Regions from separate parts of the Homo sapiens genome. Here region 1 is linked to region 2. The links are chromatin loops, found by intact Hi-C in ENCODE. Cell type or tissue: left ventricle myocardium inferior. All regions are shown on one strand. Each heading gives the region's core, and the rest is flanking DNA. Links, peaks and the distances in the headings are about the cores only.

The links. A loop is a pair of places that touch in the nucleus more often than their neighbours do. Peaks named below come from ENCODE experiments on the same cell type or tissue, not always from the same donor. Only the 100,000 strongest peaks of a DNase experiment are listed, where the experiment ranks them.
Region 1: a loop joins it to region 2, with 8 times the contacts of the local background. A loop is called at or near these places in 65 of 110 quality-filtered maps.

Annotation. Positions count from the first base shown.
Region 1 is chr7:106,170,818-106,173,740 of GRCh38, reverse strand. No RefSeq gene overlaps it. Among named protein-coding and RNA genes, the nearest start is that of SYPL1, 60 kb to the right of the region's middle. In left ventricle myocardium inferior, for the core only: no CTCF peak of the experiment used is centred there; no DNase peak of the experiment used is centred there.
Region 2 is chr7:106,746,400-106,749,322 of GRCh38, reverse strand. No RefSeq gene overlaps it. Among named protein-coding and RNA genes, the nearest start is that of LINC02577, 27 kb to the left of the region's middle. In left ventricle myocardium inferior, for the core only: no CTCF peak of the experiment used is centred there; no DNase peak of the experiment used is centred there; H3K27ac peaks cover 696 bases.

The DNA of each region.
Region 1 (2,923 bases), core at 122-2,621, 580 kb after region 2:
GCGTCTTGAAACTTCTGCTCAACAAAGGGACAGCTAATGATATAGAAGGACCTTTTGTTTTCTTTTTTCTTTTGGAGACAGAGTTTCCCTCTGTCGCCCGGGCTGGAGTGCAATGGAGTGATCTCAGCTCACTGCAACCTCCACCTCCTGAGTTCAACTGATTCTCCTGCCTCAGCCTCCCAAGTAGCTGGGATTACAGGCATGCACCACCATGCCCAGCTAATTCTTGTATTTTTAGTAGAGATGGGGTTTCACTATGTTGGCCAGACTGGTCCTGAACTCCTGACCTCAAACGATCTGCCCTCCTTGGCCTCCCAAAATGCAAGTATTACAGATGTGAGCCACTGCTTCCAGCCTGTTTTCTTTTTATGATAATTATAATAATGTAGATATAGGCTGTGAATTTTAAAAAAGCATTTAGAAAAGGCTTTCATGGCATCCAGGTGGGGAATATAGAGCTATGTGGGTTGAAGATTAGAACGATTAGGAGCATCCATAGCTGGCTAAAAAAAGGAAGTACAGATTGATTATCCAGCAAGTGTGAGCCAAAAGGGGTCTCTACTGGTGTGCCAAGGGTCTCTAGACTAGACTCTTGCAATGTCTCAACTGACAAGATGGATGGCCTGGTCATCAAATGGTCAAATTATTCATCCAGCATAGTGCACATCCAACCAATCTACTGGGCAAAGGCAAAAAAAATTCAAAAAGACCGGGCAGATAAAATGAATATGTCCACAAACAACAAAACGAGTGTCAAAGGCATCAATGTGAAGCCAAGTGTTTGAGTACAAATATTCACTGGGACAAGTGCAGAGTCAGAGATATGAGGTTTGTCAACAGTCCATGTAAAAAAGAACTGGGAGGGTTTTTCACTCATTAAAAGATCAATTTAAGTCAACAATATATGTGTCTACCAAAAGTAAAAATAAAAATCTATACAGACTAAGCTATGTCATTAGAAGAGTTCAGAAGTTGTTGAAGTAATTACATCATTACATGAGGTGTCTGTTCAGATTTGGTTTCTGCCTTTTTTTTTTTTTGGAGACGGTCACCATGCTGGAGTGCAGTGGCGCGATCTTGGCTCACTGCAACCTCTGCCTCCCGGATTCAAGCAATTCTCCTGCCTCAGCCTCCTGAGTAGCTGGGACTACAGCGCGTGACACCACACCCAGCTAATTTTCGTATTTTTAGTAGAGACAGGGTTTCACCATGTTGGCCAGGCTGGTCTTGATCTCTTGCCCTTGTGATCTGCCTGCCTCGGCCTCCCAAAGTGCTGGGATTACAGGCGTGAGCCACTGTGCCCAGCCGGTTTCTGCATTTTAAGAGGGACATTAAAACATTATTTCTATGGACAATGTATAAAACATTTAGTTTGCTCCAGGAATAAGTAAATATAAACAACAGCATAAGTTTTGTGTCATTTAATAGTTACAACAGCTCTATGAGGCAGGCACTAAAATCCTCGTTTTACATAAAAAGGGACTACAGCTCAGAAAGGCCAAGGCAACACTCTAACCAGGACTCAAACCCAGGTCCCTAAATCTATAGCCCTGGCCTTTACATGTGATGTTCCTCCACTCCCAGCTAGAAGTGGGAAGGCAAAACTCAGGATGAATGCTGCAGCCGTGATCCCCATTGGGAACAGAGCTCAGCAGCAGCCATTCAACGCTTGGTACATGTTTATATAACTATATGGTATAATTTCAGCAGTTGAGCCAATCACTGGGCCCAGGAGGCTTATAGAAACTAATCAATGCTTGGTCATAAAGATAGAAAATAAAAATTAAAACTGAACACTTTAGTAGTCACTAGTAACTATTAACAGTCAATAAATAAATTGACGATAGCACTCTTTAGCGGCAGAGGCACCTACCACTGCCTCATCTGTCTGTACCTTCTCTGTCCCATCACCTTGATTTTTGTCGAGCTTCACCAATGGGGGGAAAAAAAAAAAGGAGAAGAAACTCCAGTGTCACTTTTGGCCTAGGCTAGAACTCAGGGAGGCTGAAAGCAGGGAGGCCACAAAGACTGACATGGAACTTTCCTGTTACAATCTTTCACATTTCCAAACTGACAGAGGGAACAGCACAAAGAAAAATCAATGCTAAGGGCTCCAGCAGAAAGCAACCCAAGTCAGTTTCATGAGACTCGATCCCAGGAATTTTTCCTTATCTACTGCAAAGGAGAAAGCCACTATTGGAGGGAGCTAGGCCATGAGTCTGGAGTTCCCGGCCACTGTTTTGCCATCTCTGCCTGGTCATGAAGGCCACATAGAGGAAAGCTCTGGGGAAGATGGAGAGAAGACGACGTGTAGATGGCATCGGTACTGGTTACCGAGCGTGACTGATGAATTACCCCCAAAAAGAAGCCACTTAAAGCAACACGTTTACTATCTCACCTGTGCTGTGGGTCAGAAATGCAGGAGTAGCTTAGCTGGGCGGTTCTGATTCAAGGTCTCCCCGGAGGCGGCGGTCATCTCAGGGCTCCCTGTGGGAAGAACTGCACTCACCTGGCAGCAGGTTTCAGAGCACACCTGAGTCTGAGCTCACTCACGTGGGTGTTAGCAGGCCTCGGGTTCTTGCTGAGAGCTGGAGACCTCAGTTTCTTGCCACCGGGGCCTCTCCATAGGACTACTCCCAACATGACAATTTGATTCCTGCAAGTGGAGGGCTCTATGAGAAGAGCAAGCAATGGCACGCAAGGCCCAGGTCACAGTCCCTCTGCAAGCTAATCTCAGAAACGACATCCCATCATTTTTATTGTATTCTATTTGTTAGAAGCAGATCTTAGGTCCAACTACACTCAAGGGGAGGGGATTACACAGGGCGTGAGTACCAGGAGGCCAGGATCATTGAGAGCCATTTGAGAGACTGCCTAACACAGTATCATTTGAGCCCCTGGAGGCAGCCATGCCTGAAGCCTG
Region 2 (2,923 bases), core at 262-2,761:
TTTTTTTTAAGATTCCACATATGAGATCATGCAGTATTTTTCTTTTTATGTCTGCCTTATTTCATTTAGCATAATGTCCTCTAGGTTCATCTATGTTGTTGCAAATGACATTATTGCCTTCTTTTTAAAGACTGAGCATATTTCTTTGTAAATAGATTTTAAAAATTGTGGTATAAATAGAGCTATGCCACAGTTCTTTTTATCCATTCATCTGTCAATGGGCATTTAGGTTTTTCCCATCTCTTGGCTATCATGAATAGTACTGCAATGAACATGGCAGCACAGTTACATCTACAGGGTGCTGATTTCATTTTTCTTGGGTATACACACAACAGAGGGGTTGCTGAGTCTTATGGTAGTTCTATTTGTAAGTTTTTGAGAAACTTTTGTACTGTTTTCCATAATGACTATACTAATTCACATTTCCACCAACAATTCACAGGGTTGCAATTTCCCCACATTCTCACCAACACTTGTTATTTTCCGTTTTTTAAAACCAGCCATCCTAATGGGTGAGAGATGATATCACATTGTAGCTTTAATTTGCATTTCCCTAATGATTAGTGATATTGAGTACATTTTCATATGTTTGGCCATTTGCATATCTTCTTTGGAGAAATATCTATTAGAGACCTTTGCCCATTTTAAAATCAAGGTTTTGTTGTTGTTGTTGAGTTATAAGAGTTTTAAAAATATATTCTGGATATTAATCCCTTATCAGACATATGATTTGTAAATATTTTCTCCTATTCTGTAGATTGCTTTTTCACTCCGTTGATTGTGTCCTTTGATGCACAGAAGTTGTACATTTTAATATAGTCCAATTCATCTATTTCCACTTATATTGCCTATGCTTTTGGTGTCATATCTAGGAAATCATTGCCAAATCCAATGACAGAGAGCTTTTCTCCTATGTTTTCTTCTAAGAATTTTAGAGTTTAAGGTATTATGTTTAGGTCTTTGATCCATTTTTGAGTTAATTTTTTGTATATGATATAAGGTAAGGGTCCAATTTCTTTCTTTTGGATATGAATATCCAATTTTCCCCGCACCATTTGTTGAAAAGACTGTCCTTTCCCCATTGAATCATCTTGACATCTTTGTCAAATATCAGTTAACTATATATATGAGGGTTCATATATGGATCTTAAAAACAGCTTTATTGAGATGTAATTCATGTGCCATATGTCGAAAGACAAAATCACAACAAAGTTAGTTTAAAGATCTTCATTGGCTTTTATTTGTGACTCTAGAATTGGGCAAGAGCTTATTCCATGAAATAGATTAAGTGTTCCAGTGAGCTGAGTACAGGAGTTTGGCTTTATAGACAGAAAAGGGTGGAGGAAAGCAAAAGCAGGAACAAAAAGTGTGTTGGTCGTTTCAAAGCTACTTTCCTTGTAAATGTTAAAGCAGAGGGGACTTCCTTCTCATGCCAGCTAAAAATAGTCTGTTTGGGGATTTGGCTATTATTTCTCTCCCTCTCTTGATTTCTTGAAAGGTCAGATAAACAACTTAGTTTTGGCTCAGTTCAAACTAATGGCCTCCTATAATTATTTTTTCTTTTGAGAGGAGATCCTGCTCTATCACCCAGGATGGATTGCAGTAGTGCAGTGGTGCTGTCGTAGCTCACTGTAACAATTGTTAAATCAAGGTTAGCCTAAAGCTGCCTCCTTACATATTTTAAGTTCACTCTAAAGGTTTCTCTGTCATTGTGAACTATAACCTAAATGGAACTGTAAACAGACTGTAGCCTACTCTTGTGCCAATCACTGAGTTTTGGCCAAAGGTGGCCAACTGTTCAAACTGTGTTCAAATAAGGCAGATGCCAACCTGTAGCCAATCAAGCTGTTTCTGTTCCTCACTTTCATTTTCTGTAAGTCATTTTCCTTTTTCTGTCCATAAATCTTCTTCCACCATGTGGCTGCACTGGAGTCTCTGAGCCTACTCTCACTCAGGAGGCTGCCTGATTCACAAATTGAATTGTTCTTTGTTCAGTTAACGCTTTTAAATTGAATTCGGCTAAAGTTTTATATTTAACATCTTGAACTCCTAGGCTCAAGTGATCCTCCTGCCTCATGTTCCTGAGTTGCTGGGGTTACAGGCCTGAGACACTGCATCCAGCCAAATTTTATTTAACACATATAATTTACCCATTTGAAGTGTACAATTCAATGAGTTTTTAGCGTATTCAGAGACTTATGCATTCATTGCCACAATCAGTTTTAAAATATTTTTGTCACCCCAAAAAGAAACCCCATATCCTTTAACTGTAAACTTTCCACTGCCTACAACACCCTCTACCAGCCTTAGGCAAGCATAAATAAACTTTCTGTTTCTATAGATTTATCTATCCTGGACATTTCGTAGAAATGGAATCATACAATATGTGGCCCTTTGTGACTGGCTTCTTTCATTTACCATAATGTTTTCAAGATTCACCCACACTGGAGCATGTATTATTACTTCATTCCCTTTTGTGGCTGAATAATATTCTATAATATGGATATATCACATTTTGTTTATCCATTCATCTGCTGATGGACATTTGGTTTGCTTTCACCTTTTGGCTATTGTGAATAACATTGCTATAAATATCTGTATAGTGTGTAAGTTTTTGTGTGGACAAATATTCTCATGATTCTTGGGGTATACAGTGAAATTGCTGGGTCATATAGGAACTATGCTTCTTATGTGGATTTTGAATATGAGAGGAGAACTGGTTTCCAGGAGAAGGAATAATAATCTGGTGAAGAAGAAAGAAAAATTTGGGTTTCAGAAGGTCAAAAATGACTGAAATTAAGTAGAGCCAGAAATTATTAGTTCATAAACTATTTTAAAATTCACATCCAGAAGTATTAGTTTATCAGGTTCACATTCCTTGGACATAGTATCAACAAAGAGGCTAAGCTAGAGTTGATAAAAT